Linked DNA regions of Homo sapiens: region 2 is linked to region 1. A link is an interaction called in ENCODE POLR2A ChIA-PET data of the cell type or tissue named here. Cell type or tissue: OCI-LY7. All regions are shown on one strand. Links, peaks and the distances in the headings refer to the core of each region. The heading gives the core; the rest is flanking DNA.

Region 1 (4,406 bases), core at 143-4,142:
GGAAATTCTTCTCAATATTCAAAATACAAAAACTCTAAGGAGCATCTTGTTGACTGGTATATTTTAGCATTGAGCATAGTGCTTGATACTCAGTGCTCCATAAATACTGATTGGATAAATAAAATGAGATGTAGAGGCAGTAGTGTTTATTCTCATTTATAAATTAGAAGTAAACAATGTGATCACAGTGAAAAATCCTTAGCCTGCTTTGGATAAGAACTTTCACTCGTGCACTAGAGAGAGAGGGAATGTGGGTATGAAAGTGTGTGTGTGTATGTGTGTGTGTTTGTGGCATTGGCAAATAGAAGAGAAGGATTTGTCTTATCTGCTGATTTAAAAAAAAAGATTTTATGTTTATTATCAAGAATGTAGCACTTAAGATATATGCAACTTAAAAAAACTACTGAGTAAAATTCTGGGTTTTGTCCTTGAAAGAAAAGTGGCATTTCCTGCATGAAAAACAGTTTCTATTATAAATGACAAAAAATTGTTAGGGAGCCAAGCTTTGATGCATTTACTACATGAAGGTCAAATACTTAGGTCATTATAATTCTGCCCCCTTTTGTGCATGCAGTACAATGAAGCTCTTTGACATGGTGCTAGCACATTCTCAAGATGAAGGAAGGTCACGTGTTTTCAGGCATTAAGAGCATGATCTACTCTTTTTTGGTTCCCTGTTATAAGTGGCTGTTGAGGGTAAAGTTGAGGGGAGAAACTGGACTAATGAATGGCTTTTGTCTACCTTTGTACTATTTTTTACTTTTCTTGCACAGAAGTCAATTAAAAAAAAAAAAAAGTTAAAAAGCTGAGAACCAATTGCCCAGAGCAATCCACAGGCAACCTTCAGTCTGGCTCAGTTACCCAGATTTATATCACATACTTGCTAGCAGAGTTTTGATTGCCGCCAAACCTCAAATGAATGTGTGGCTTCTTTACATGGAACTGGTCCTTTTGTTAAGGAGGCCTTGTGAGTTATTATATGGGCCTTGGAGCCAGTTCATCTGGGTCCAATATGTGGTTTCATTTATTGGCTATTGGCCTTGGAGGAATTATTTAACTCCACTGTGCCACAGTTTCCTCATCTGTAAAATGAGTTAATTTGCAACAGGAGGCATGAAAGAAAAATGCCTGGCATAAACAAAGCACTTGGTAAACATCAGCAACTGCTGACGTGTGTGCGTGTGAATTTATCAAGAGATGCAGTTCAGGTATTGAGTATATAAAGGAGGGTGAAGATGGGGTTTCTATGTGATGAGGATATTATCTTGGGTGGCGCAAGGTTTCAGAGATAAGAATCTGACCTGGGATTGAAGGTAGTGGGCAATGGAAAGGGTCAGGGATGATGACCCCCTTCCCTGCTCCAAATTCACTGGGAAAGGAGAAACTCACACTCAGACTACTGGGCCTGACTACAGCTGGCATTCCTCTTTGCCTGTTTGATCCATCTGCTAATGATTTGAGCCATAATATCTAGGGTGCTTGAGGTTGTGTACTTGGGTCCTTCCTTCCCCCTTCTGCCTTGGCTTCTCTTTAGAAAGCCAACTCCAACAGGCATGAGACCTTTAAACTTTTTGCACGTATGGGATTTGTTTCAGAGTGATTAGAGGGTCAGGAGGGGAATGAGTGGGTAGGGGATAGATGTGAATCTTAATACAGATAAGATGGATCATGAGGCTGGATGATGAGTACATGGGGGTGGGTTTATTATAACAGTCTTTCTACTTCTGCATATATTTGAAACTTAAGAATAAATATTTTTTAAAGTTAAGCAAAAAATGCAAGTATATAACAATATGGATGGTATACCTTTTATATAAAGTTTAAAAATATGCGAGCAGTATTATGTATTTTATATATAATGTTTTTGTATTTTATATATAAGGTATTGATATATACATTGTGTGCATGTATATATATATTCATATAAGAATTTAAAATTTTATAAAATAATAAATATGGCGGGCATGGTGGCTCACACCTGTAATCCCAGCACTTTGGGAGGCTGAGGCAGGCAGATAACACTTGAGGCCAGAAGTTCAAGACCAGTCTGGCCAACATGGCAAAACCTCATCTCTACTAAAAATACAAAAATTAGCTGGGTGTGGTGGCAGGCGCCTGTAATCCCAGTTACTTGGAAGGCTGAGGCATGAGAATTTCTTGAACCCGGGAGGTTGCAGTGAGCGGAGATCACACCACTGTACTGTGGCCTGGGCAACAGAGCAAGACTCCATCTCAAAAAAAAATAATAATAATAATAAATACTAGCTTTGGGATAGTGGTCGTGGTTGCTTCTGAGAAAGGTAGAAAAGAGATGGAATGAGGAGAGGGAATACGAAGGGTATTTCACCTGTATCTGGAATATTTTGCTTCGTTAAAATTTTTTGAAGCAAATACGGCACAATACTAAGATTTGCTAAAGTCGAGCAGTGGGTACACAGGTGTTTGTTATATTCTGTGTAATTTTGTTTGTTTTAAATGTGTCACAAAAAGAATAAAATGTCATGATTCTATAACAAGAAGTGTCTTTAGACATGTCAGGAGCTGAGCTGCAGGAGGTGCTGGGAGGTGCCTTGCCTTTCTGCTAGAGAGGCACATCCTGTCATAGCATTGCACCTTGCAGCAGGGGTGGCGAAACGATTGGCCACTTGTACAGTTGCATAATGGGGGAAGCCCTCGTGGTTAGTAGAGGTGGATGGTGGTAAGTAAGGCTGTGTGAATTACAGGCAGTTAGATACAGCAGAATTCATGTTTTCTGGACCATGCTGACCTACTGCCTCTGTCAGAGGGATTGGGCTGGGTTATGAATGATGAGTTGGTTACGATGACTGGAGGAAGATTTTTAGAAAGCACAGCTTTTGTGTATAAGAACTAGTTTCCTTGATAAGACTTCTCAGAAAAAAAGAAAGCTGTTTCTACTCTGGATTGGTTGTGTGGTAATCTTGTCAGTCTTCCCGCACAAAGCGGGATTAAGCTTGTCACTCCTCAGCTAGGGAAGCAAGCCCTCCATCTGGGGAGTGAGAAGACAGATTGTTCTGAGGGCTGGGTTCATGGGCTGCTTCTGAAATGTGACTAGCACCTCTGTGCCTCTGCCTGCTTCTGGGGAGGAAGACCTGGAGATTGAAGTGATCCTTGTGCCCAGGTCCCAGTCTGTGTGTTACCTAGTGTATCGATGTTGTTCATAGATGTTGGGGGTGGTGAGCTTGTGCAGTATGCACACATCAAGTGTTAGTTTGATCTCACAGAGAATACAGATGTCAGATGTCCACTTCTTTGGCATTTATTCACTAGATCTCTAAACAGGAGATCACTGTTTCGTATGCTCTAGAGAGCTCATTTAGCTGAGGGGAAGGGTAAACCCAGCATCCTTACAGGTTAAACCTTCGGGAATAGAACAAACCCTGTGTGTTGAGCCCAGTGGAACTGGGCTGGGGTGGGGGGTGCATGAGGCAAGAGACCAAGCATCTTAGAGTGTTTTTTCAGCACTCACATGCTAGTATCCTAGATTCTCAGGAAGGCGGTGACTAGACCAGACCAGCCCTTCACCACTTCACCACTGTGCATCCTGGGAAGTGGCCTCCTCCTTTAAATAGGGATGGAGGTCTCCAGGGTGTGCTCTGGAAGTTTGTGAGGATGAGGATCAGAGAATAAGGGACCTTCCTTTGACATATGCCAGGTGAGAAACCACAGGAAGCAAAGACCACCCAGCCTAGCAGCCACTCACAAGTGCTGTGTTCTGGAGAAGGACTTCATGTTCTGTGTCCATCCAGCCTGATTTGCATCCCTGGAAGAATTTGAGAGGTTACAGGACCCTGGCACCTGGGCAGCTCTGCAACATCCTCCCAGGTGGTCCCACTGAAGCACCTCTATTTAAATCCCCCTGTTCCGAATAAGGAGGCTGTGTAAATGGACCTGCAGATCTTTCTGACATGTAGGAATGGACTGGGAGAGATGCAGACTTCTGCAGAGGGAGAGAGTTTCTGGGCATTGAGCAGCAACATTGCCTCTGTCCTTCATTTTAGTTTACAACTTTATATCTTCCCTTAATGAGGTTTTCCGCAGCTGTGAAAGAAATAAAATAAATTGAGGTATTGAGAGAACACATAGAAAGTGGAGAGGCTATTTTTCTGTTACCTGTTTTTGTCTTCCTTAATTGTCTAGTTTAGCACCACTTGAAAAAATTGCGTTACATTTAAGTTTGATGAGCTCCTTGTGAACATGTGAATCAGTAGTTTCTCGAGGTGCTGCTGGGTTCGGTGACACAATACAGAACACAAAGCCAGAAACCAGCCTAGAAACCAGACAGAGGGCTTTGTCCCAGAGTCCTGCTTAACCTTATTACAGCTAAGTGTCGAAATCCAGCCCGTGGTTCTCCCCCAGAATACTGGGGGGCAAATCTCGTTCAATAA
Region 2 (4,406 bases), core at 244-4,243, 380 kb after region 1:
GTTTAGGTAAAAGATAAGCAGTAGGCCGGGCGTGGTGGCTTACGCCTGTAATTCCAGCACTTTGGGAGGCCGAGGCAGGGCGGATCACAAGGTCAGGAGCTCGAAACCATCCTGGCCAACATGGTGAAACCCCGTCTCTACTGAAAATACAAAAAAATTAGCTGGGCGTGGTGGTGTGCGCCTGTAGTCCCAGCTACTCTGGAGGCTGGGGCAGGAGAATTGCTTGAACCCGGGAGGCAGAGGTTGCGATGAGCCAAGATCGCACCATTGCACTCTAGCCTGGCAACAGGGAAAAAAAAAAAAAGATAAGCAGTAATGAGGGAGTGTTAAGCTTCATTAAAGAATACGGATTTCATTCTTAAGGGTACTGTGGAGTTACTGAAAGTTGTAAACTGTAGAGTGACATCAGATTTGCATGTCAGCTAAGGTTTGGAAAAATATATTGCAAGGGGCAAAACTAGGGGCAAGGAGATGAGTTAGGCTGCTGAGGCAATCTTGGCAAGGCAAGAGGGCAGTCTTCGGAACAATGGGAAGGGAGAGAAGTGTAGAAGATGACAGTGGATTCTGTCTCTCCAGTATGGTAGTTAAGTTCCTTGAGGGAGGCAATCATGCCTCAAACTCTTGTTTTTGAAATTTAGGAGATAAATCTCAGATTATCTGCTCTCCTGACCAAGTGGCTTCCCTGAGCGCATTAGGTCTTTAAAAAGTATAATCAATTCATGACAAGGAATAGATATATTTTAGTAGAAAAAGCAGTAATTAGGTTAAAAGGCATAATCATACTTTTATGGACCACATGTTAAACCCTGTACTATAGATTTGCACATCTCCTCATTGGAATCAGAATTATACTTAATGCAGTAATTGGTTAGAAAACATACAGTAATGGTTTTAGCCATTAAACCAAAGAACTCCTTTAAGAGTGGGAGTGGGATTTGTTACATTTATGTGGTTTAAGCATTCTTGAAAAATCCCCTATTGTCATTTAAAACGTTTCATTTAGAACAAATGCTGGTTTATAAGACTACTTCTGCTTACTAATTTTGTCTAGATTTTTCTCCTCCAGCTCATATCTTCCTGTTTTTATCTACATAGCTTGTCTGCTAAGCACTTTTTCCCTTTTCAACATCATGTTTTGGGTACATTAAGATCCTTTTAGCACTGAACTTTAAACTGATCCTCTTATTTGCTCTATACTTTTTTTTTTTTTCAGTTCTTCAATTTTTAGAATTATATCACTTTAAAGGAGCAAGAATGTTGACAAGTCTTTGGTATTTTCCTCTCATTTAGAGTTTCCTCTTTTAGAAATGTAGTGTTTTAACTTTCTACATAGCTGTTTAGAAATATGAGGCATCACCAATATTTGTAAATAAGTAGTATTCCAAGAAGTGTCAGTGGTTTTAAATTTAAAAGTTGCTTTTACCCCAAAATCAATGTGTTAAATAACGGTCAGGTTTTCTAGGCTGATAATAATAAGACCAGTAATTTGTTAACTCCTGTGTATCAGACACAACACTTTACATGTATAAAGCAGATGTAATTATTTTTATTTTACAAATTTGTGACATAGAAACTAAAAGTATGGGCAACTTGACCAAAGTTATAAAACTTGTAAAATTCAGCCTGGAATTAGAACTCAGGTCTGTCAGAATCCAAAGCAGCAGTCACTATATGAGGTTGCTGCATTTACCGAATATATATTTACAATTTTGATAACTGTGTATTCACCTAAGTTCTTGATTCTGGAGGCAAGAAAAGAGGGTAGAAAGACAGAAAAATTTATCTCCCTTGCTTTTACTCAGGGTGAGTTTTTTTGTTTGTTTGTTTTGTTTTGTTTTGTTTTTAAGAAATCATGGAATGGGTGATCTTGGGCTTTGAGAGCTTCTCTCCTCCATATTTCTGTCACTCCTCTCAGTGTCTCTTTCTGGGCCTTTGGTGGCCTCATGCCACCCAAAGCCTGTTCACTACATATCTCATCTGAATCTACCCAACCTCCTACATGTTCCTCACATGACCCCCGTTTCTCAAAAAGTGGTACGTTTTAGGAAGAAAGCTGGCTTCTCAAACAAATCACACTAATTTTGTAAGTTACTGATACCTCCTATTTATTTATTTAGTTTGTCTCAATAGGATATAAGCTTCATAAAATCAGAATGTCTGTATTTTTGGTTTACTGCTATATTTCCAATGTCCTAGTGCCCTGCACACAGGAGACCCTCAAAAATTATGTATCGAATGAACTCTGAAGAGATGTTTCCATTAAAAAATTGTTTAAGCTTAACTGAAAGCCTAATAATGAATTTCAAGTTCACTATTCAGGTAAACATTTTTGAGGCTTAGGGGCCACAAAACCTGCCTGTTTATAGGCAGGCAGGCTGACTCTGTGAGGGAATTAGCTTCTACTGGGTTCAGCTCTGCTAAGCAATCTGTCTTTCAGAATCTCTCCACTTCTCCTTGGAACTCATAGATACCCAAGCTCCTTTGATTTTTTCTTTGATATTTCTGTGACTGCTCTCCTGCACTACCAGGCTAGCAGCTATACAGGGTCTGACAAGAGCATGTATGGATCACTTGTTAAGTCAGGCATGTACTTACAAGTCAGACACTGCCTGTGTCTGACAAGATACCATTGTTTGACAAGATTCAGAAACACTTTGTAACCAAGTTTGGCTTTAAATAATCCTTAGGTCTATCCAAGGTGAAGTGATAGAAAAGAAAGTGTCTGTTGAGATATAAAAATTAAGTGGGAGAATTCATTCAGACATATTACAATGTTTAGAGGCTACTTTTCAGCATCATCACTGAGTTAAATAAGAAGGAATGGGTTTAATTTGGAATACTATGAGGTCTATGAAAAAGGTGAATGTGAGGGGGAAATGGACGGTTAGGACTTTAAGCCATATGTTGCTAGGCGCTACTGAAGGTTTTAAAGAAGGAGAAGGAAATATACAAACTCAAAAAAGGCAACAAAAGATACTAAATATATGCAAGTAGAAAATATTTCTCAGACTGAATATACTCTGTGTTGTATAATTTTTCTAACAGTTTTTTGAGGGGCTAGATTTCATTTGTACCTAAACAATGTGAACACATGAAATTCTCATAGTGCTTCTATTTGTGCACAGGCCAAGAACTGGTTTAGTATGTAACCTATAATTTTAAATACGAGGAATTAGCCAGGCATAATATTAAAAATTATCCATTCAAAATAGATTAAAACCAAACCTAATATCTTTAACTTATCCTGAACCCACAGACTTAATGGAACTGAACTAATCCCATTTAACCATAGGATTTTTACCCGTGGTTAAAATGTTTGGGCTAAATGCATATTAATGAGTCATTAGCTTAATCATGACAGAATTTTAAATGCTTTGTTTATACTAACGGTAATTTTTATTCAAAGAAACAAACCAATGACAATATTCTAAAGTTTTAAAATCCAGTTGTTTTTGTTTATAACAGCTATCCTGCCTTCCCTATCCATGCCTCCCCACCCTATGATTATTACTACCAAGTGGTGAATAGAATTCTGCAATATGTGCTTTTCTTGCACAGTTCAAAGAACCCCTACTCAGTTCCTTTTTGATAATCTTTAGTTGTAGGTCCTATAATCCTTTAAACCACCTTCTTTTTCTGCCTTCTTCAGAGGTCTCTTGCTTTCCAAGAGGGTATTAAGTTGTAGATTCTTAACCTGAGCACAAGTACAAGGCCAAATCTGGAGACTACTTGTAGGTTATTATGTATTTTAAAAATAAAATGCTGTTCACTGAACTTTCCTGTCTGTTCTTCTGCCCTCCCAAATTCTCACTCTGTGGGCCATTTTCCCCTTTACCCAAAGGGTATAGATACATTTAGGGGACTATAGTTCATCAAATAAAAATGTTTATATTTGCTTATCCATTCTAGCTTTCTGTTTTGCCAAAACATACTCTCAAACAATAAAAGATATAATACCACTTAAAAATGTATGCTTTTTACAGGAATTCAGATTTGAATGGAATTCAAGATCATTTTGCTTGTAGTAATAGAGAATATGATTTTCTTAATTTTTGCATTTTTATTTTCTGGCAAATAACTCAGAAATACTAAAATAGTATTTTATTCAGATGATATAAATTGGAGAGGGTAACACTCTTAATTTGTTATGAGTCTAATTTTTAAAATATATGTTCGTATAAGTTTACATTGGTAAAATAATGCTATTATTTTATATATTTTATATTTTATATGCTTTCAGTTATAGACCAGACCCAGGACAGGCTAAATGAAAGTTATATTGTGAAGGTGAATTTCGTCTATAATTCAATAGACAAACATGAACTGTTGTAGTTCCCACAGCTTTTTCTCTTTAAGGCTCTATTTGGCATTGAGCCTTAAAATAATGCTATTATTTTACCAATTAA

What was found. ChIA-PET counts read pairs that join two places held together with the same protein. Peaks named below come from ENCODE experiments on the same cell type or tissue, not always from the same donor. Only the 100,000 strongest peaks of a DNase experiment are listed, where the experiment ranks them.
Region 2: POLR2A ChIA-PET joins it to region 1 with 5 read pairs; 2 of 35 experiments call an interaction of 5 or more read pairs at or near these places.

What each region holds. Positions count from the first base shown.
Region 1 is chr6:108,633,061-108,637,466 of GRCh38, forward strand. The region is part of intron 1 of FOXO3 (forkhead box O3); the gene reads left to right. Among named protein-coding and RNA genes, the nearest start is that of FOXO3, 74 kb to the left of the region's middle. In OCI-LY7, for the core only: no CTCF peak of the experiment used is centred there; a DNase peak (open chromatin) is centred at 2,611.
Region 2 is chr6:109,012,810-109,017,215 of GRCh38, forward strand. The region is part of intron 1 of SESN1 (sestrin 1); the gene reads right to left. It also overlaps a transcript of ARMC2 not described here. Among named protein-coding and RNA genes, the nearest start is that of SESN1, 80 kb to the right of the region's middle. In OCI-LY7, for the core only: no CTCF peak of the experiment used is centred there; no DNase peak of the experiment used is centred there.